Linked DNA regions of Homo sapiens: region 2 is linked to region 1. The links are chromatin loops, found by intact Hi-C in ENCODE. Cell type or tissue: endothelial cell of umbilical vein. All regions are shown on one strand. Links, peaks and the distances in the headings refer to the core of each region. The heading gives the core; the rest is flanking DNA.

Region 1 (11,421 bases), core at 1,573-9,572:
TAATGGTTTTGTTAGGATGGCAAAACCAGGTATCCAAAGGCGAAAGTATCCAACCACGCCCAGGAAGGAAAGGAGTTGTTGCTTTGTAGAAGGGGTTGGGGTTTGAGAGATTAGCCGGACATGATCGGCAGGGAGAGCACATGTGTTTTCATGAAGAATTATGCTGAAGTAGGTAACGGGTGGAGAAGAAATTTGAGCTTTGGAGGGGGATACCCAATATCTCTTGGAGAATAAATGTTGAAGGAGCTGGAGTGTGTCTTGTTGAGAAGATTCAAAGGAGGGGCTACAAAGTAGAAGGTCATCAATATATTGAATAAGGTGAGAAGCACATGGGTGGAAATAAATTAAATCATGAGAAAGAGCTTGGCTGAAGTAATGAGGGCTGTCCCTGAAGCCTTGCAGCAGTACAGCCCAGGTAAGTTGCTGAGACTGATGGGTGTCAGGGTTAGTCCAAGTGAAAGCGAAGAGAGGCTGGGATGAAGGGTGTAAAGGAATGGTAAAGAAAGCATCTTGGAGATCCAGAACAGAATAATGGGTTGTGGAGGGAGGTATTGAGGATAGGAGAGTATATGGGTTTGGCACTATAGGATAGATGGGAAGGATGATTTGATTAATAAGGTAAAGATCCTGAACCAACCTGCAAGACTTGTCCAGTTTTTGGACAGGTAGGATAGGGGAGTTGTAACCCTTTTAAAGCATGCCATGGGATGGGATATTGGCATTGAGTGGGGTAAGGGTGATTAGGTTTTAACAGGATGATAAGGTATGCATGATTGGTCACCAAGGAGGGAGTAGAGGTATCCCATAATTATGGATTAAGGTAGGGAGATACAAGGGGAGGATGTAAAAGAGGCCTTGAGTTGGGTAAAAGTGCAGCAATGAGATGTGGCTGTAGCCCAGGAATAGTCAGGGAAGTAGATAATTTGGTTAAAATGACTCGGCCTAATAAGGGAACTGGGCAGGTGGGGATAACTAAAAAAGAGTGCATAAAAGAATGTTGTCCAAGTTGGCACCAGAGTGGGGGAGTTTTAAGAGGTTTAGAAGCCTGGCCGTCAATACCCACAACAGTTATGGAGGCAAGGGAAACAGGCCCTTGAAAAGAAGGTAATGTGGAGTGGGTAGCCTCCTTATCAATTAAGAAAGGGATGGACTTACCCTCCACTGTAGCAGTTACCTGAAGTGTCTGTGATGGTCCAGGAGGCTTGCGAGGCGATTGGGCAGCGTCAGTCCTCAGCTGATAAGCCGAGAAGATCTGGGAAGGAGTCAGTCAGAGAGCCTTGGGCCAGAGTTCCAGGGGCTCTAGGAATGGCTGCTGGGCAAGTTGGACAGTCTGATTTCCAGTGGGGTCCTGCACAGATGGGACATGGCTTAGGAGGAATCCCAGGCTGTGGGCATTCCTTGGCCCACTGGCCAGATTTCCAGCACTTGGAGCAAGATCCTGGGGGAAAAAGTCCAGGAGGAATGCCTGACTGCTATGGTTTAGGCGTTTTGAAGTTCTTATGTGCTGGAGATGTGGCTGGGGTTTCTCTCACAGTGGAGGCAAGTAATTGCAATTGAGAAATACACTGCCGCTCGGCTGCCTCTTCTCTATTATTGTACACCTTGAAGGCAAGGTTAATTAAGTCCTGTTGTGGGGTTTGAGGGCCGGAATCTAATTTTTGGAGCTTTTTCTAATGTCAGGAGTGGATTGGATAATAAAATGCATATTAAGAATAAGACGGCCTTCTGGCCCCTCTGGATCTAGGGTGGTAAAGTGTCTAAGGGTTGTTGCCAAACAGGCCATGGACTGGGCTGGGTTTTTATATTTGATGAAAAAGAGCCTAAACGCTAACTGATTTGGGAGAGGTCGGATAAAGAAAAAGGAGCATTAACCTTGACTATGCCTTCAGCTCCAGCCACCTCTGTAAGAGGAAATTGTTGGGCAGGTAGGGGAGGGCTAGCCACGGAACGAAACTGTAAGCCGGACCGGGTGTGAGGAGGGGAGGTGATAGAAGGATTATAGGGTGGAGGAGCAGAGGCTGAGGAAGAATTGAGATCTGGCTTGGCCTGGCGAGGAGCAGCCTGGGGAATGGGGAAAGGTCAGATGGGTCTGTAGAAAAGGAGGATTCAAAGGGCTCAGAGCTTGGGGTGGAGCCTGAAGGAACAGACAGGAGAGAAAGAAGAAAGATTTGGGACGAGTCATATTGGGAGCAGAGACTAGGGAGGGACCAATGTGTAAAGAATGCTTAGACGTCAGGCACCTCAGACCATTTGCCCAATTTTCGACAAAAATTATCTAGGTCTTGTAGGATAGACAAATCGAAAGTGCCATTCTCTGGCCACTTGGAACTATTTTCGAGTTTGTATTGGGGCCAAGTGGTATTACAGAAGAAAATAAGATGTTTAGGTTTTAGGTCAGGTGTTAGTTGAAGGGGTTTTAGGTTTTTAAGAACACAGGCTAAGGGAGAAGAAGGGGGAATGGAGGGCAGAAAGTTGCCCATAGTGAAGGAGGTAAGTCTAAAGAGAAAGGTAGAGACACAGGGTGGAGGGCAGGGGTGAGCAGCCCTGGGCTGTAATATGGGTGAGCAGCCAAAGCAGGCATCCCCACAGTTGACTTACCACCAAGGAAATGTGGGTAAATGACCAAGGCAGGCATCCCCGCAGTGATCAGACACCAATGGAATGTGGGTGAATGATCAAGGCAGGCATCCCTGCAGTGATCAGACACCAAGGGAAGACTGTCTTCCTAAATTTGTGACCGACGTTGGAGTTTTTGAGTTCACGGATAAAATGTGTCTCCTTTGTCTCTGCTAGAGAGGAAAAAGAGCTGGAATTGGAAGCACAGGGAGACTGAAGGGTAGTGAGAGAGGCTGGAGAAGAGAGTGAAGAGACCACTTACCTGATTTGAAATTGGTGAGATGTTCCTTGGGCTGATTTCAGGACCCAAGGTCGTAGGTGGATCTCCTCAAGGAGTGAGGGCGAGGACAGGGGACCAGTCTCCTGAAGGAATCCCCCTGTCCCAGGTCTTCAGCACCAAATGTTACATGCGTCCGTGTGAAGAGACCACCAAACAGTCTTTGTGTGAGCAATAAAGCTTTTTAATCACCTGGGCGTAGGTGGGCGAATCTGAAAAAGGAGTCAGCAAAGGGAGAGAGATGGGGTGGGACAGTTTTATAGGATTTGGGTAGGTAGTGGAAAATTACAGTTAAAGGGGGTTGTTCTCTTGTGGGCAGGAGTGGGGGTCACAAGATGCTTGGTGGGGAGCTCCTGAGATTCATTGCCCCGGAGAAGGAATGTCACAAGGTCAATTGGTCAGTTAGGGTGGGGCAGGAACAAATCACAGTGGTGGAATGCCATCAGTTAAGGCAGGAACTGGCTATTTTCACTTCTTTTGTGGTTCTTCAGTTGCTTCAGGCCATCTGGATATATATGTGCAGGTCGCAGGGGATATGATCACTTAGCTTGGGCTCAGGCCTGACAATTGGGGTCTCAAGAAAGGGAAAACACCACAGTGAAGAGGAGTGTGGAGTCTGGTTACTTCCTGCTGAAAGGGGGCATTGAAGGGATAGGTTGCATTTTTTCCTTTCTTGCTCTGTCATGAAGGGAATGAAGGGTCACGAAAAACTCGTTCAGGACAGGGAAAACCGGGTTCCATCAAAAGGCCCCATGCAAATGGAAGTTGCTGTTACAGGCTGGTATTGGGATTGCATAGCCATCTGTAGGTGGAATCTTTGCAATCTGGAAGATATAAATTTAATGAGCATGTTAAAAAAAAAAAGCAGGGATCAGATATTAAAAGAAGAATGACAAGGAACAAAGGTCCAAGGAATGGGAGAAGCCAAGTGATTTTTGGAAACCAATTAGTAAAAGTTTTGGTCCAGTCTTGGTTACTTTGGGAAAGTGTGTGTAGTCATTTAGCTTGTTTGAAAATTTCTTGGACATCAGTTTCCACTTCTCCGGACACATTAATGTAGGTGCAACAGGTTTTGTTGATGACAGCAAAGACTCCTCCCTCTTCAGCTAGGAGGTAATCCAGAGCACATCTTTTACCAAAAACCAGAGGAACCAGATACCTGCTTTGGAAAGTAGGGAAGTCTAATTACATCTAATTTTCCCCAGATAAGGAGTTTTGCCTCTGGATGGCCTGTTTGATGGTCACCAGGTGCTATTTGCTCCCTTCTAAATTCTAAATTCTCAGGTAAGGAGCTTTTTCTCTGGGGCCTGTTCAATGGTCACCAGGTGATTTTCAGTCTCCTCATGTACTAAGTAGCCAGGGTAGAGAATTATTTCTCCAGACCAATACCCTCACTGTACAGATGCGAAAGACAAGCCTGGAGAAAATGAAAGTGATTTGCCTGGTGACATGAAATCAAGAACTCAAACTGAGGTCTGCTGACTCCTAGTCATGGGTTCTCTCAGCACTCGACACTGCCTTGGCCTCACTTCATGTGCTTCCACAAAGGCTCAGCCCATACCAGGTCCACCCCGGTGTCTAATCCACAGCAATGCCAACAACAATGTGAGTGTTTATTATTGTGCTACTTTACATATATTATCTCTAATCCAAACAACATGCTTTCAAGAAAGGTGAGCATATCCCCATTATAAGAGGAGGAAGCTGCTGCTCAGAGACTTTAAGAGAGTAGCTAAAGTCACAGCTAGTGAAGACAGTTCAGAATTTGATGCAGTCTTTTGGACTCCAAAGCCTACGCTGTTTAGCTACACTCACCTCCATCTGTTCCTGCTCCATCTTACCTTCCCCAGGTTATTTCTTCATCAAGAGCTAGCTCTAATTCTACTCCCTCCCCAAAAGCCCTTCCACCCCAGACCACAGGGATCCCTTCATTGACTCAACTTTCATGGCAATAATCACCTGCATTAGCTGTTTGGCAAAGTCTAACTCACATTGTAATTTATTTTGTCGTGTATATTACTTGCTTCCTTATCTCTGAGGCTGAGAAAGAGAAGACGCTTCCTCTGTGTTTCTGTCCTTGCCCTGTAGCTGTGTTGAGTTGTGTTGATATTGCAAGAGCATAACATTTAGTCTGTTATGAGATTCTGCCCTTAGAAATACCTAGGGAAGGGATGCCTGTAGGCCCAAGCGGAGTTGAAAATTCAAAATGAAGAAGAACAGCGTTCTCTTCGGGTTCAGATTTGTAGTAATATTTATTCTCTTTTCCATAAGTAAGCCTCTAGGTGGCAGTCGAAAGCCTAGTTGTGAGAGCGTGAGTGTCTCATAAATGAAGTCACAAAATCTCAGGCTGAAAGGAGTTTTTCTCATCTAACTACCAATTCAAAGCTAGAATTCCCTCCCTGACATAACAACAACTATGGCAATATTTCTTCCATCTCAGGGGCTGGTGATGAGAAACTCCCTTTTTTCGAAGCACTTTTTCCATGTGTGGTCAGTTTATTAGAATATCGTTCTTGATTTTATGTGAAAACTGCTTCCTTGTAGCTTCTACCTACTCCAGAAAGAAACTAAGTGTATCTGGGCCTAGGGATGTGAGAACAGCAGAGTCTGAAGATCTGGAGAGCGTTTGACTGGCTCAGAGAAGCCTCCTTTTCACTTCTATTCTTCCCAAGGGCTTCTCCCCAAGAGCCTGGACTTCGTTTAGCCAAACCCACTTTCTCTGATCAAAATAACAAAGAGGCCAGGGCAGGCGGTTCATGCCTGTAATTCCAGCACTTTGGGAGGTTGAGGTGGGCTGATCATTTGAGCCCAGGGATTCAAGACCAGCCTGGGCAAAATGGTGAGACCCTGCCAATAAAAAAAATTTAAAAATTAGTTGGACATGGTGGCACATGCCTGTAGTCCCAGCTACTCAGGTGGCTGAGGTGGGACGATGGCTTGAGCCCAGGAGGCAGAGGTTGCAGTGAGCCATGATTGTGCCACTGCACTTCAGCCTGAGCAACAGAGCAAGACCTCATCTCAAAAAAATAAAAATAAAATAACAAAGAGAGATTAATACTGCACTTCCTGGTCTCAAATGTATTCTTTAGAAATATATAGGACAAGGCCAGGTGTGGTGACTCACGCCTAGCACTTTAAGAGGCCAAAGCAGGTGGATCCCTTGAGCCCAGGAGTTTGAGACCAGCCTGGACAATGTGGCAAAACCCCATCTCTACAAAAAATACAAGAACTGGCCGGGTGCAGTGGTGCGTGCCCAGTTACTCAGGAGGCTGAGGTGGGAGGATGGCTTGAACCTGGGAGGCAGAGGTTGGAGTGAACCGCGATTGCAGCCTGGGCAACAAAGTGAGAGAAAGAAAGAGAGAGAGAGAAAGAAAGAGAAAGAAAGAAAGAAAGAGAGAGAGAGGAAGGAAGGAAGGAAGGAAGGGGAAGGGAAGGGAAGGAGGGAGGGAAGGAGGAAGGGAAGGGAAGGAAGGGAGAGAGAAAGAGAGGAAGGAAGGAAGGAACAAAGGAACGGAAGGAAGGGAGGGAAGGAAACAAATATATACACTGACTATGTACCCACAAAAATAAAAAATTAAAAAATTAAAAGAAATGAAAAAATGTATATATAGAACAAACAAGTGTCTCTTCTTCTAGGGATCTAAAGACAGAGATTGAGTCATCCATCCATCCATCCATCCATTTGTCCATCCATCAAACATATCTTTACTTGGAGCCTACTATGTTACAGGCACTGAGTCTGCTAGTGGGCAGTCAATAAGTGATAAATCCCTAATAACCTGATGACTAACTCAGTCACAGGTAGGTCCAATTTTACATGGTACTTTTTTTTTTTTTTTTTTGAGACAGAGTCTCGCTCTGTTGCCCAGGCTGGAGTGCAGTGGCACGATCTCAGCTCACTGTAGCCTCCGCCTCCCGGGTTCAAGCGATTCTCCTGCCTCAGCCTCCTGAGTAGCTGGGATTACAGGTGTGCGCCATCACGCCCGGCTAATTTTTGTATTTTTAGTAGAGACAGGGTTTCACCATGTTGGTCAGGTTGGTCTCGAACTCCTGACCTCGTGATCCGCCCACCTCAGCCTCCCAAAATGCTGGGATTACAGGCATGAGCCACTGCACTCTACATGGTACATTTTTGAGAAGAGATTGGAGAGACAAGGGAACTAGCATTTACTGAAGAGTTGCCTATTAGGCAAGGTGCTAGGTGCTTGCTTTACATGCCTTATACTGTTTAAGACTATCTAATGAGATAGGTTATCTCCATCTCCACTTTACAAAGGAGGAAGCTGAGGATTAGAGAGCTTAATAACTGGACCAAGGACCAACAGCCAGGAAGTGATGGAGCTGGAGTCTGGATACAGAGGTCCCCAACTGCAAAACCACCACACTGTGAGCCTTGCATGGGGCTCCCTAGAACAGCAGAAGGGACAACATGGTCCCCTCCTGTCCTGTGTCTGATATAAATATTGCTTTTTTTTTTTTTTTTTTTTTTTTTGAGATGGAGTCTTGCTCTGTCGCTCAGGCTGGAGGAGTGCAGGGGTGCAATCTCGGCTTGCTCAACCTCCACCTCCCAGGTTCAAGTGATTCTCCAGCCTCAGCCTCCTGAGTAGCTGGAATTACAGGTGGCCGCCACCATGCCTGGCTAATTTTGTATTTTTAGTAGAGATGGGGTTTCACCATGTTGGCCAGGCTGGTCTCAAACTACTGACCTCAGGTGATCCCCCCACCTCGGCCTCCCAAAGTGCTGGGATTACAGGCATGAGCCACTGTGCCTGGTGACATATTGCTTTAAGTTAGGTTTTCTTTTTACACTTTCACACCCAAATCCCTCATTTTCAGCTTTTTAAAAAACTTATATTTTTAGAGTGATTTACTTGTGGTTTCTCATAAAAGTCAAATTTCCCATCAATACTTTCTGTTATAAACTTGGACACGGGACAGAGCACATGAAAATCAATATTTCATATGTAATCATGTGTAATTTGGGTATTCATTAGTTTGTTTTTATTTTTTGTTTGTTTGTTTGTTTTTGTTTTTGTTTTTGTTTGAGACAGAGTCTTGCTCTGTCACCCAGACTGGAATGCAGTGGGTCAATCTTGGCTCACTGCAACCTCCACCTCCCGCTTCAAGCGATTCTCATACTTAGCCTCCCGAGTAGCTAGGACTACAGGCACATGCCACCATGCCCAGCTAATTTTTTTTTTTTTTTTTTTAGTAGAAACAGGGTTTTGCCATGTTGGCCAGGCTGGTCTCGAACTCCTGACCTCAAGTGATCCTCCTGCCTCAGCCTCCCAAAGTGCTGGGATTACAGGCATGAGCCACCACGCCTGGCCATAGTTTGTCTTTACTTGATTATATTTATTTTAATTGATCAGTTGCTATGTTAAGAATATCAAAGAAAATTTTCAAGAAAATAAAAAAGATTACCCCAAGTCTCGTATTCTAATACAACTATTTTCATTGTAATTCATACTCATAGTACATATTTTTCTTTGTAAATTCTATCGTAAATAAACGTAGGCTATTATTTTGATTATTTTCACTCAACATTATTTAAGGATCATTTACTCATGTTTCTATGTAGCCCTCTTTTTTTTTCTTTTTTTTTTTTTTTTTTAGAGAGGGTCTTACTGTCCCTCAGGCTGGAATACAGTGGTGTGATCATAACTCGCTGCAGCCTCGACCTCCTGGGCTCAAGCAATCCTCCCGTCTCAGCCTCCCGAGTAGCTGGGACCACAGGTGTGTGCCATCACATCTGGCTAATTTTAAAATTTTTTGTAGAGGCAAGATCTCACTACGTTGCTCAGGCTGTTCTTGAACTCCTGAGCTCAAGTGATCCTCCTGCCTCCCAAAGTGCTAGGATTACAGGCTTGAACCACCATGCCCAGCCCTATGTAGCCTTTTTTTTTTTCAGACAGGGTCTTGGTTTGTGGCCCAGTCTGGAGTAGAGTAACGTGGTGTGGCCTCAGCTCACTGCAACCTCCGTGTCCTGGGCTCAGGTGATCCTCCCACCTTAGCCTCCCAAGTAGCTGGGACAACAGAACCACGCCCAGCTAATTTTTCTATCTTCTTTCTTTCTTTTCTTTTTTTTTTGAGATGGAGTTTCACTCTTGTTGCCCAGGCTGGTGTGCAATGGCTCAGTCTCAGCTCACCACAACCTCCGCCTCCCGGGTTCAAGTGATTCTCCTGCTTCAGCCTCCTGAGTAGCTGCCACACCTAATTTTGTATTTTTAGTAGAGATGGAGTTTCTCCATGTTGGTCAGGCTGGTCTCGCCTGATCTCAGGTGATCCGCCCACCTTGGCCTCCCGAAGTGCTGGGATCACAGGCATGAGCCATCGCGCCCAGCCTAATTTTTCTATTTTTAGTAGATACAAGGTTTGTCCATGTTGCCGAGGCTGGTCTCAAACTCCTGGGCCCAAGCTATCTGCCCGCCTCTATGTAGCCTTCCTAAGGATCACATTTAACGGCTGACCAATAGTCTATCAATTTACATATTTTAAGGCCTTTAGAGATGAAGTTCAAGGATTACTGAAAAAAAAATGTTTTCTCCCTTTTTAATTCATGATTTAAGCAATCTGCTGAAGCACAGCTTTAATTCTTTTTGCAGTATCCATTCAATGTGTTACAACACCAAGAGGATAGAAAACTATTTTTCTAATAAGTAGGACAGTGTCTTTTTGGTTTTGGAGGTTTTTGTCAGAATTGGATTTGCAGTATTAGTATCTCAAGATAGTGGCCATGAGTCGAATCGGTTCTTATTTCTTCTCAAATCCTCAGTGCTCTGATCATGGCTCCTGCCTGCTGAAGCCCTCAGTTGCAGCTTCTGAAAACCTAGTTAGGCTTCAGTTAGTCAGTTATTCATCAGGGCTTTGCTTGGTGGACAAAGGTTCTTCCTGGTTTTGTTCTTTCAGTGCCTACTTTTTTTTTTTTTTTTTTTTTTTTTGAGATGGAGTCTCACTCTATCGCCCAGGCTAGAGTGCAGTACAACCTCCGCCTCCCGGGTTCAAATGATTTTCCTGCCACAGCCTTCTGAGTAGCTGGGATTACAGGTGCATGTCATCATGCCCAGCTAATTTTTGTATTTTTAGTAGAGACGGGGTTTCACCATGTTGGCCAGGCTGGTCTTGAACTCCTGACCTCCAGTGATCTGCCTGCCTTGGCCTCCCAAAGTGTGGGGATTACAGGCGTGAGCCACTGTGCCTGGCCAGTGCCTACTATTTCTGGCAGTGAGTCAAGCAGTGGAGACCACGGTTTTGTGTTTTTTTGCTGTTGTTTTTGTCATTGCTTTTTTGTGCAATCTTAAATGTGTTTCTTCTTTTTTTTTGAGATGGAGTTTCGCTGTTGTTGCCAAGACTGGAGTTCAATGGTGCGACCTCAGCTCACTGCAACCTCCGCCTCCCAGGTTCAAGTGATTCTCCTGCCACAGCCTCCCGAGTAGCTGGGATTACAGGCATGCACCACCACGCCCGGGTAATTTTTTGTATTTTTAGTACAAAAATAGAGACCGTGCCCGGCTTAAATGTGTTTCTTTCTGCAATCTCCTCTTCTACAGCTTAAAGGCTGCCAGAGGCAGCAGGAGAGAGAAACTGGGATGTGACCAAGGTTAGAGGTTTTTTCCCCCAGTCAGTACTGTAAGGTCATGCTTATCTCTAAGGCTTGTACTTAAAAGAGTATTTCAGGCCGGGCACGGTGGCTCACGTTTGTAATCCCAGCACTTTGGGAGGCCAAGATGGGCGGATCACCTGAGGGCAGGAGCTTGAGACCAGCCTGGCCAAAATGGTGAAATCCCATCTCTACTAAAAATACAAAAATTAGCCAGGTGTTGTGGCGGGCACCTGTAATCCCAGCTACTCAGGAGGCGGAGGCACGAGAATCGCTTGAACCTGGGAGGTAGAGGTTGCAATTAGCCGAGATTGCGCCTAGACAACAAGAGCGAGACTGCATCTCAAAAAAAAAAAAAAAAAAAAAAAAAGAAAGACAGTATTTCTTGACCTATGGTCGGGGAGCTACTATGGGCCACTCTTCTGACGGTCAGCAGAGGCCTACGAGGCCTCCTGAAGGGCTGGGCCTCTCCAGTTCTTGATCTGCAAATCCATTTTCCCTTTGTTTTAGCTAAGAGGTGGGATAGGAGAGAAGACAAAACATGGGGTATGTTCATGCAGAAGTGATTCATCAAAGTAGAAGAAATATTAAGAAATTTCCAACAAATGATAGAATGTTCTCATTCATCTTAAAATAAGCAGGATTCATCTCTGGGATGATTCATGCTGAGCACTGCAGCCAAATGGAACTGCTGTGGGCAGTAGATATTTATGGATTTAACATTCAAGGCTTTTACCATTCCTGAGTAAACGGTGGTCATGTTCATTTTTCTGAGACCTAAATCTGAATCCTGCACACTAGGACATGGACATGAAAAGGCAGGCTGGTGGGCTCTGCTCTTTAACATGTGAGGATGCAATGAGAGGTCAGCGGCCTGCAACCCAGAAGTCCCTCACCAGAACCTGACCCTGCAACACCCTGATCTCAG
Region 2 (11,421 bases), core at 1,505-9,504, 170 kb after region 1:
TCAAGCTATTCTCATGCTTCAGCCTCCTGAGTAGCTGGGATTACACGCATGTGTCTCCACGCCCAGCTAATTTTTGCATTTTTAGTAGAGATGGAGTTTCACCATGTTGGCCAGGCTGGTCTTGAACTCCTGACCTCAAGTGATCCGCCTGCTTCAGCCTCCCAAAGTGCTGGGATTACAGACGTGAGCCACCGTGCCCGGCCATTCCCTAATATTTTCTAGAGTGTTCTTCAACTAAGTAAGCCATGTGCTGTATTGAAATTCAGAAGTACAGGGATTGTAATTGGAAGTGGTAATTTTGGTCCTCAAGAAGCTTACATTTTGGATTTTTAAACTAGCAAGGAATTATATAAGATAGGAAATGACTAGATGCTTGGTGGTGTAGCAGACTCAGTGTCTTGGGAATTAACAGGAAGAAGAAAGGTCAGGAAATCCTTCCTGGAAAAAGTGGGACCTGAGCCAGTCTTTAAAAGATTGCTGAGATAGGGAGAAGGAGAAGAGAGCATTCCAAACAAGGAGAAGAAAAAGCAAGCAAAAAGTTGGAGGTGGGAATATGTGAGGTATATTCAAAGGTTGCAGGGTAAAGAGTGCTCAGTAGAAGCAGAGCTGACTTTAGCATTACCCTGTGTGTTCATGTATTAAATGATTTCATTTCTCTGGAACTCTTTTCTGTAAACCACTCATGCTTTGAGCTAACTTTCTTTTTGGGTCTCCTTTACCAAAGTTTCTTATGCATTTGACAGTTCATGCCTGTGATGTATTATATAGTATATCAATTATATATAATAGAAATAATGTATAAACATGCATAGATATAGAAAATAAAAATTGAAATAAAACACAAATATAATTGTACTTCCCTAAGTGACTAGATCAGAGGGAATTTAGAAACAGAAAGTAGTTCCAAAGCCCTGCCACATGTTCCAGTGCATTCTGGCTATGAGAAAGACAGATGGACTTACGTCATAAAGGACTGCTTGACTTGGGGCCCTGGTATACCCCTTAGCCTTCTCTTTCTCAAAGCAGCTGCTTCTGAGAGGGAAATTGCCAAGTGCATAAATAGCTTAAACCCTAGCACTTGGCATGTAGGCAAATGGTTCTCATTAAGATACTGAAGAATGAACGTTTGGAATCAGACCTGGGTTCAAATCCCAGCTCTCAGTAGCTGTATGAGTAAATTACTCAGTTTCCTCATCTGTAAAATGACAGTAGTAGTATTTATCTCATAGGATTGTAAGAATGACGGTAGTAATATCTATCTTGTAGGATTGTAAGAATGAAGAAAAATACTATATTGACATCATGGTTTGTATACATGGCAAGTTCTTAATGTCATTTCTTCTTACTACACTGAAGTATGTTTTCTTGATTCAACTTGAAATTTTTTAGGGGAGGTAAAATAGAATGTGAAGAGCCTTGGCTTTGATGCCAGACTTTTTGGATTTTAATTACTTAATGATTGTAGGCAAGTCTGCTCCCAAATTTTCTAATCTACAAGTAAAACTTACCTCAGGATTGTGGTGATTGTATTAGATGATATGTATGAAATACCTATTTAAAACTGTGGGATGCCATCTCAGGAAGGAATCTTAACTGCAGAGCTTTGAGAAAGCATAGTTTCTTGTTTTCATAGATTCACAGAATGTAGGTGCTTGAGGGACCCTTAAGATCATCTAGCTCATCCTCTCCCTTGTTTAGATGAGAAAGCAGAGATCCTGGTCTCTCTTTCTCTCTCTCTCTCTACACACACACACACACACACACACACACACACACACACTCTGTGGTGAGGTAGAGGTGAAACTGGCTTGAACTCTAGACCTTTTTGTTTTTTCCTTCTCATTTTGCTACCTTTTATCAGGGTTTTGCTGGGTCTGTGGAGGTGTTAGAACTTCAGAATTTCTTTTGGTTAGTGTGTTGAGCTCCCAGACAGCAGGGTTTTAAAATAAGGTTCACAGGTGCTGGGTAACAAGTGTTGTGAAAGTCAGGCCAGAGCTGCTGAAATGAACATTTATTCCTGCCCTGGAGAGAATTTTTGTGTCTTAGGCAGATTCTTTAAACTCCTTGCCCAGTTGAGTTAAATGTCTGGTCATTTTTTCCTTTCTTCACTTACTGTCTGAGCACCTACTTTGTCCAGGTGTGTGCTAGCCTCTGGGAAGCTGTGATTAATTTGACATGGCCTCTGCACTTAGAATTCAGTCTGGTATGGAAGATAAACACTTATAATAGTCAATTACTATTACATATATTGGGTGCTGTGGGAACAGAGAGGGTAAAGAACCACCCAGCCTAGAGATCAAGGAGGGCTTCACAAAAAAGATGACTTACTCTATATCAACTGGCTAGTTACTGGTAAAACCAGAACTGTTAACTCTGACAGACGATCTTTTTGCCTCTCCCTTTATTTTATTGTTTTTTGTTTTTTTGAGACAGGGCCTCACTCTGTCACCCAGGCTGGAATGCAGTGGCGTGATCTCAGCTCACTGCAACCTCTACATCCTGGGCTCAAATGATCCTCTTGCCTCAGCTTCACAAGTAGCTGGCATTACAGGCATGCACCACCATGTCTAGCTAATTTTTGTATTTTTGCAGAGACAGGGTTTTGCCATGTTGCCTAGGCTGGTCTTGAACTCCTGGACTCAAGCAATCTGCCTGCCTTGGCCTCCCAAAGTGCTGGGATTACAGGCATGAACCACCGTGCCCGGCCACCTCCCGTACTTTAGTTCAACAAGAAATTAAGTCTTTAAACATGCATTGAGTATCTGCTCCAATCCAGATCCGTAACTGAGCTCTTCTACATATGTGAAATATTAATAGATAGACTTTGCCCTCTCAAGGAGACTACAGCTCAATAAAGAGCTAAAATAAGCCTAAAAACAATAATGTTCCTGTTTTTTATTTCCTTTTGCCTGTTTCTCTTGCAGCAAATAAAAAGAAAGAGAAAGAGCGGCCAGAGATTTCTCTCCCTTCAGATTTTGAACACACAATTCATGTCGGTTTTGATGCTGTCACAGGGGAGTTTACGGTAAGTCCTGGGTCACAGAAAGGTCTTTAGTCTTTTAGAGTTCTGGCTGTGCACTGTTAGATTCAACCCTTTCTCATCTTCCTGATGCTTCTATCTTTGCCTGAGACCCTGATTACAATTTTCTCACGTTCATGAGTGGGACACTTTCATCGCCAAAATTGTATCCAGAGAAGCCTTTCCATCTCCGTTCCTTAAATAATAAACCTCTGTTAAATGGTAGGCTTGGTAGCAGGCTCTGTGTGGGGCACTGATCATGCAGGAACAACATCCTATCCTACCATCCTGGAGGTATAGCCTGGTGAAGGAGCAGACATCTTAAGAAATGACTAATTCAATGAGAAAGATATTATAAAAGAGGCTTGTGTAAACTCTGAGAGTATAGAGAGAAAGGAATGACTAATAAATGCATCTTTTGCTGCTAGCAAGTGTCAAAGTTAGCTCTGATGTTCTTTCAGGCTCCCCTGTGACTGTGCCTTCCTGTTAGTCTTGCATGTCTCTCTTACAGGGAATGCCAGAGCAGTGGGCCCGCTTGCTTCAGACATCAAATATCACTAAGTCGGAGCAGAAGAAAAACCCGCAGGCTGTTCTGGATGTGTTGGAGTTTTACAACTCGAAGAAGACATCCAACAGCCAGAAATACATGAGCTTTACAGGTATGAGAACTGCGTCCAGGGCAGTCTCAGCAAGAGATGGTTTTAATCTGGGTGGGAAAGCTCACATGCCTATTAGTCTGGGATGAGAGAAGAAAGTAGTGGAAAGAGTGGAAGTGGCACTTTAACGTGGAATTTTGGAATTTGACAGCCAAGATGATGGACTTTGCATCAAACTTGAGTCTTCACTCTGTCACTGCACACGTTTTTTTAAAAATAGCATGGTATTATATAGAGAGAACACAGGTTTTATGCTAGAAGGTCTAGATTCTGACCTTTACTAGGTTCTACCAGTCACTTCATTTCTTTGCATCTCAAAATGGGAATTCCTATCTCAAGAGGCTGTAGTGAGAAATGGTTGGGCGCAGTGCCTCACGCCTGTAATCCCAACACTTTGGGAGGCCAAGGCAAGAGGATCGCTTGAGGTCAGGAGTTCGAGACCAGTCTGGGCAACGTGGCAAAACCCTGTCTCTACAAAAAATACAAAAATTAGCCGGGTGTGGTGGTGCATCCCTGTGGTCCCAGCTACTTGGGAAGCTGAGGAGAAGGGATCACTTGAGCCTGGGAGGTGGAGTTGCAGTGAGCAAGGATCACACCACTACACTCCAGCCTGGGCAACAGAGTGAGACCCTGTCTCAAAAAAAAGAGGTTATAGTGAGAAATAAGTGAGCTGATTGATGTGAGAGTTCTTTATAAGTTGTAAAACATCACCATAGAAATGTAGCTATCATTGTCATCATTATTGTTAATATTATTATTAGTTATTTAATAACATTAATGTATGTCTTCCTCAGGGAACTAATTTTTATTAGTTAAATGAAAAACAGGCCAATAAAGAATAAGTTTCTTTAGATGTACCCTCGGTAGAAGGGACTATATTTTTCAGAGTGTTTTTAATAGCAGAATTGGGATTAGAACCCAGGTCTCCTAATTCCTGTAACATCACCTTTTGAATTTACTACTTGCCCCTAATAATGTTATTTGGAGGCTCTCCTTCCACAGCGGACCAGCTTTCCATTGTTTTGCAGGTGTGAGAACCAAAGAAGGCCTTTCTAATATGCTAAATTAATAGTGGGCTAATCTTTTAATTTCTAGGCTCTTTACTCATGTTGCCTCCTTCAAATGGCAGTATTGTTGGGAAGGTGAGAACCAGGATGAACTAGTGAATTTTGAAGGATGCTTTCCCCAGCCAGTATCTGGCTTGTTTCAAGGGCACAGATGGTGGAGATGACAGGCTGCAGCTTCACTCATGCTGCTATGGTGGTGCCCAGGAGAGGGCCATGCATGTGCCCAGCAGTATTTCCTTCCTCTCGTCTGGCCCCGCTGAGTCTGTCTCACTTACTCCATTGAGGGACTGAGTCATTTCAAGGAGGAATTGGGCTGGAGGGCTACTGAGTGGGAAAGTTTTCTAGTCAGGAAATTAGAGTTTGTGTTTAAGGAACTTGTCATGGAAACATCAGGTTAGAGGCTGTCTTTGAAAACCTCAGTGGCCAAGTCTTTGCAAGGATCTTTCCTGCATGTATGTATGTAAATATGTGCTAGTGGCATGTAAATGTGTATGTAAACAGAGACATAGCCCTGTGGGTTTGCATATATTTGGAATTAAAGCCTACTTAAGTATTCATGAACAAAGATAAAGTCCACTCAGGTATTCATGAACGAACATATGTATAAATATAAACATTCAGGTAATTATGTGTATGTTCATTCATGCATGCACATATGAATAATATTGAGTGTATATGTACAGATACGTGTGTACATCTACTTTTGTATGTATAAATTTGTGCACATGTATATATATGTATGCAAGAATTTTAATTTTCTATAAGTTGAAGACTAGGGCCAACTCTAGGCAAAATTGCATATTTGGTATAGGTTTTTTTAAGTGTCATATCTCTCCTTTCCCTATTTACCATCCTCTTATACTATTAGTTATGATAATACTACCTCATTTGTATATGCTCACATGTGAATTACCTCATGTGATTCTTTTGCTGGAGTCCTGTGGTGTGATCTTGGCTCACTGCAGCCTGTGCCTCCTGGGCTCAGGTGATTCTCCTGCCTCAGCCTCCTGAGTAACTGGGACTGCAGGCATGCACCACCACCCCCAGCTAATTTTTGTGTTTTAATAGAGACAGTTCACCATGTTGGCCAGGCTGGTCTGGAACTCCTGACCTCAAGTGACCTGCTCACCTTGGCTTCCCACAGTTCTGGGATTACTGGTGTGAGCCACTGAGCCTGGCTCCCTCATGTGATTCTTATGATGGCCTTAGATTGGCAGGGCAAGGACTATTATGCTCATTTTATATACTCAAAGAAATTAATTAGGCTCAGAGAAGTTAAATGACATACCCCAAGTGACTCAGCTGATACATGATGGAAATGTATTTTAAGTTGGGCCTTTAACTCCTTTGCTGCCTATAACCGAAGCACAATCTTCCATGCTAATTTTTTTGTCAAGTATTTCTATTTTTTCAACACTTAATTTTTTTTTTTTTTTTTTTGAGATGGAGTCTCACTCTGTCACCCAGGCTGGAGTGCAGCAGCGCGATCTCGGCTCACTGCAACATCTGCCTCCTGGGTTCATGCAATTCTTCTGCCTCAGCCTCCCAGGTAGCTGGGACTACAGGTGCATGCCACTATGCCTGGCTAATTTTTGTATTTGTAGTAGAGATGGGGTTTCACCATATTGGCCAGGCTGGTCTTGACCTATTGACCTCATGATCCACCCACCTTGGCCTCCCAAAGTGCTGGGATTACAGGCGTGAGCCATGTGCCTGGCAACACTTAATTTTTTATACCTGTTAGTAGCTAATGTAATAGGGAAAAAGTAGACTAGATTGACAACTCAACTGGGTCTTAGCCCTATTTTGCCACTGACTTACGTGACCTTGAACCAATCTTTTTCCTTTTCTGCACCTCATTTTGCTCATCTGTAAAATGAAAGTGCTGGAAGCACTTTCTGTTCCATCATTCTGTGCTTTGGAATTTGATTTTGATATATAGAAGTTCATCACCTTTAAAGGGAGTGTTTACTTATTTTTATATGACATAACAAGTATGCCTATTACCAAAATACCCAATCTTCAAAAATACTAGCAGTACGTAAAGTTGGGGGTAGTGCAGTGAAGGCATAGTGTTGTACTCTGCCAAAGTTGATAGTCTATAGTCTTTTGGACAAGAAAAAACAAACGAATTATGTTTAAAGTATATCCTGAATTTATTTCTCCAGAATACTGCTAGCTATTCTGGATTTGTTATAAGAACAAGTTGTCAGAGCTTGCCTTATTTCCTGCTTTGTGGGTTCATGATTTGCTGTAGTGTCAAAGAAGCTGTATCTAGCACTTTTTTACATGATGGAATTGGAATTGTACATTCTCTGGGCTTGGTTCTTGGTGAGGAATATATTGGATTTGGTAGAATATTTCCCCTCCTTAATTCTATTAGTGGTGAATTGGCAGTCAGTTTTTCTTGGACCCAGGGGAATTAAAGAACAAAACTGAAGACATTACCTGGTCTTTAAACTTACTTTCTTCCTAAGATCTCCATTGGGTCTCTCTTTCAAATTTTATGAAGTCTAAGATACCACTGATTGTAAGATGTACAATTATTTGCATACCAATCAAAGAAAATAAAGCTGCCAATTAAACCATAACATGCTTTAGAAAGTAGGACACACCTCTGTTTCAGAGACGTTAATGTGAAAAAATGTACATCTCAGAATCAGTGAAACATGGTAATTGCTTCATTGAGGGAGCTTGATTCTATTCTTGGAAAACAAGACCCTACCTTTAATTAGACTTGACAGGATCAATACCTCTCTTTTCCTCAACCTTAGTCCTTTTGTCCTTGTGGGCAGTAGATATGGATATAGAAGGATCCTTTATGAAAGCTGAAACTGGAGACTGGCCATGTTTTGGCATGGATGACTCAGGATGGTGCTATGGATTCTTTCCTTTTCTTTTAGAATGCAGATTTTCTTGGCCATTTAAGCCTGACAGTGATATAGCTGATGATGTGGATACAGTTCTAGCGTAGTATTTAGAATGAGACCAGAATTCAAATCTAATTCCTCTCTTTAACCTGTGTGTACCCTGGGCAAATAACAGTCATGTGCCACAACAACAGACCGCATATACAATGGTGGTCTGATAATTAATATTATAAGGGAGTTGAAAAATTCTTATCACCTAGTGATTCCTGAAGTTTAAAATAAATTTAGCATAGCCTAAGTGTACACTGGTAATGTCCTACTTAGGCCTTCACATTTACTCATCACTCACTCACTGACTCACCCAGAGCAACTTCCAGTCCTGCAGGCTCTATTTATGGTAAGTGCTCATATAGGTGTATCCTTTTATTTACCTTGTAAACCATATTTTTTATTGTACCTTTTCTATGTTTAGATATACAAATACTTACCGTTGTGTTACAGTTGCCTGCAGTAACGTGCTGTACAGGTTTGTAGCCTAGAAAGCAATAGGCTATACAATATAGCCCAGGTATGTAGCAGGCTATACCGTCTAGGTTTGTGTAAGTACACTCTATGATGTTCACATAATGACCAAATTACCTGATGACACATTTCACAGAACATACCCCATTGCTAAGCCACACCCAACTGTACTTAACATCTCTGAACTTGTTTCCAAATCAATAAAAGTAGATATAATAATAGTACTCAGAGCCATAATGAGGATTAAAGAAGGTGATATGTATAATGCATTTAGCATGATATCTAGCCTGTAGTACCAGTCATACTATTACTATTCTCTGAATCTGGCACGTGCTTGACCAGATAGACTTCTTTTGCTGTCCAGAAAAATTTAACTGTAACTGTTATTGACTAAGTCCCTTGTTTTTCTTCCTGTGCAGATAAGTCAGCTGAGGATTACAATTCTTCTAATGCCTTGGTAAGTCTTTATTTACTCTATTTTGATGTGGGCAGATGTGGAGGTAAGGATCAAGACAGTGTGGTAGAGGCAGAGCCTGAGCTGGGAGGCACTCATATTAGTCACTCCTGCACCCTTGGCCTCAGAATTCCTATCTATCCAATAAAGAAATTAGATATAATAAATAGGGGGTATCCCTTTCAGCTTTAATGTCCTAGAAATTCTTTCTTTGTGATAATTTTTTTATTTTTAATTTTTATGGATTCATAATAGTCGTAAAATGTTCTAGAAATTCTAATTTTGGAACCAGAAGGTATGGCTTTAGACTCAGTTTTAATTTGTAGCTTTGAACCTTGGGAAAGTCAGTTTGCCTCTTTGAGCTTCAATTTCTTCATCAATAAAATGAGGATGATACACTGTGCCCTCACCTGGACATGTCTTCAGATACCTACACTTAGAAGAAAATTTCCTCTTTGGTCTATGGAGTCTGCAAAACCAAGATTAGTACTAATTGTTGAAGGGAGCAGATTTTATTCATTTAAAGTCATTCATTCTGTCCTCTGAAGTTGTAATGAATGCTTTGACACTCAAATGGATGTTATAGAAATCATGAAGAATTGGCTGGAGAGTAAACTAGATGATCTCTCTGTCTCTCTTAACTTACAAATTCTATTTCCCAGGGCACTTACAGGGATAAAATGTGATGTTGATGTATTTGAAAGGGTCCTATAAATAGTAAAATGTGATGCATATAAGAGAATACTGCTTTTTTTTTTTTTTTTTTTTAAAGAGACGAGGTTTTGCTCTGTTGCCCAGGCGGGAGTGCAATGGTGTGATCATAGCTCAGTGTAAACTCAAACTCCTGGGCTCAAATGATGCTCCTGCCCCAGCCCTCTGAATAGCTGGGACTACAGGTATAAGCCATCACACTCAGCTTATTGAGTGTGATGTCAAATTGTCAGACAGACAATTTTTTAAAAGTTTTGGTAGAGATGTGGTTCTCATTATGTGTTCTCAAACTCCTGGCTTCAAGTGATCCTCCTGCCTCGACCTCCCAAAGTGTTAGGATTACAGGTGTGAGCCACCACACCTGGTTGCTATTTATTTTTTACATCTGATGTTGTCTCTTGTACATAGGTGGTTATGCCATATTGATTTACTAAACATTTGCAAAAGCCCTAGTTTATCCTATGCCAAGTCCGGTGTGAATAAGTGACATTACAGAGATGGTCAGACATGTCCCAGTACCTAAGAACCTCCCAGTCTTGAGGTTGAAGACCTCAAGCAGCCAGTTCTTCATGATTCCTGTTTGTGCTTGAAGGCACAGACAGACAATTATAGTGCAGCATGCTAACCTTCATGAAGCCAGGGGCTGTCTCTGACTTGTTAATTGTTATATCCTTGGCATCTGGCAAGTCTTGGCATTTGGTAAACATTTACTGAATGAAAGGTTGGATGTGTCAGAGAAAGCTTCCTGATGGTAAAGTCTGAGCTGAATGAGTTAGTTATCTAGAGCAGGGATTAAGGGGAAATGCGGGTATTCCACACAGAAAGAGAATAGCATGTATGTGGGCAAGGAAGTTCATGAGGCATACTTGCACAGGGAACTGCGAAGTGGTTATGACTAGAATGTGAATAGTGAAGGAAGTAGAGGTGGGTGATGAGGAGGATTGGTAAGCAGGACAGATCATGTAGGAGTTTGACTTATCTTAAAGGTGATGAGACGCTTAAAGAACTTAAGCAGAAGAGTGGTTAAGTTCTAACACAATACCGAGTCACCATCAAAATACTTTGAACCATGCTTCCACCAGTGGGGACTGGTTTATTCGGAGTCATTTTTACACATATTGATTATAAAAAACAATATTCACACGTTCAGTGCCTTGCAACCTGTTGGATCCTTTCTTACTGACTCTCTGAATCCTCACAGGAGCTTACTGAGGTAAGTTATTATCCTTGTAGATGATAAAACTGAAATGGAAAAGAGTTAATGGCAATAGGCATCTGATTCCCAGCCTATACTGCTTTCCCCTGATTTGTGCTGCCTTTCATCAAATAGAAGAGATGTGATTAAAAGATGGGAAAGAATTTGCAAATATAGGATCTTTGAATAGTAAATTATTAAAGAAGAGGCTTTAAGCCGAATTGTGCTTTGTGGCTCAAATGTCTTTATGCTTTTGTAGGAAGAGTGATAGCTATCAATATTGAGTGCCTGCGATGCACGGTGTTAAAAACTTTATGTAAGCATGATTAGCCTCACAATTACTTATGTACAAAGTATTGTCATCTCCATTTCATAGGCAGAAAAACAGAGTTTCCTGAAGACTTATAATTAGAACCACATTACAACTGAGTCTTGTGAATCTCAGTTTAGGGTTCTTTTCACTGTGGCAAGGAACAAAAAAAGATGTCATTGAGGTCTTATAAAGGAGACTGCAGTAAAGCTGTAGCTATGTTGTTTGTTATTGAGGAGGAAGAGCCCTGGGGTTCATGCCATATGGCAGGGAGGATAACACCTGCTTGGTAAAAACTTGTACTGGTTTAGTATCTACAATTAAAACCACTAAGGCTGTCAAGGACATTGTTCTCCCCTAGTTCAGAACATTTGTCCAGCACTAGCTCAGTGCTCTATATATCCTTACTAGTTTTACATGGAGGATATGTTTTGTATTATGGTAGCATGTCATTATTTTCCATGTTGGTTTCAAACAGATGATTCCACTTGTGAAATAATCAAATATAATTGCTGCCTAAGAAATTAAGACTCAGAAAGATTAAGTGACTCACTCCCTACGTTTGAATGAGTTAGTAGTAGAAACCAGCACAAAATTCTGCTCTCCTGAGCATTCAT

Evidence for each region. A loop is a pair of places that touch in the nucleus more often than their neighbours do. Peaks named below come from ENCODE experiments on the same cell type or tissue, not always from the same donor. Only the 100,000 strongest peaks of a DNase experiment are listed, where the experiment ranks them.
Region 2: a loop joins it to region 1, with 2.1 times the contacts of the local background. A loop is called at or near these places in 7 of 110 quality-filtered maps.

The regions. Positions count from the first base shown.
Region 1 is chr11:77,542,213-77,553,633 of GRCh38, reverse strand. It overlaps LOC124902722 (a long non-coding RNA gene), which reads left to right and starts at 10,327. Exons shown (of 3, transcript XR_007062794.1): 1 at 10,327-10,361. RefSeq lists an enhancer at 4,422-4,491. In endothelial cell of umbilical vein, for the core only: a CTCF peak has its summit at 5,164 (motif pointing right); a DNase peak (open chromatin) is centred at 5,203.
Region 2 is chr11:77,371,498-77,382,918 of GRCh38, reverse strand. It overlaps PAK1 (p21 (RAC1) activated kinase 1), which reads left to right. Exons shown (of 15, transcript NM_002576.5): 3 at 2,925-3,025; 4 at 3,531-3,678; 5 at 8,554-8,591. Among named protein-coding and RNA genes, the nearest start is that of GDPD4, 76 kb to the right of the region's middle. In endothelial cell of umbilical vein, for the core only: no CTCF peak of the experiment used is centred there; a DNase peak (open chromatin) is centred at 5,058.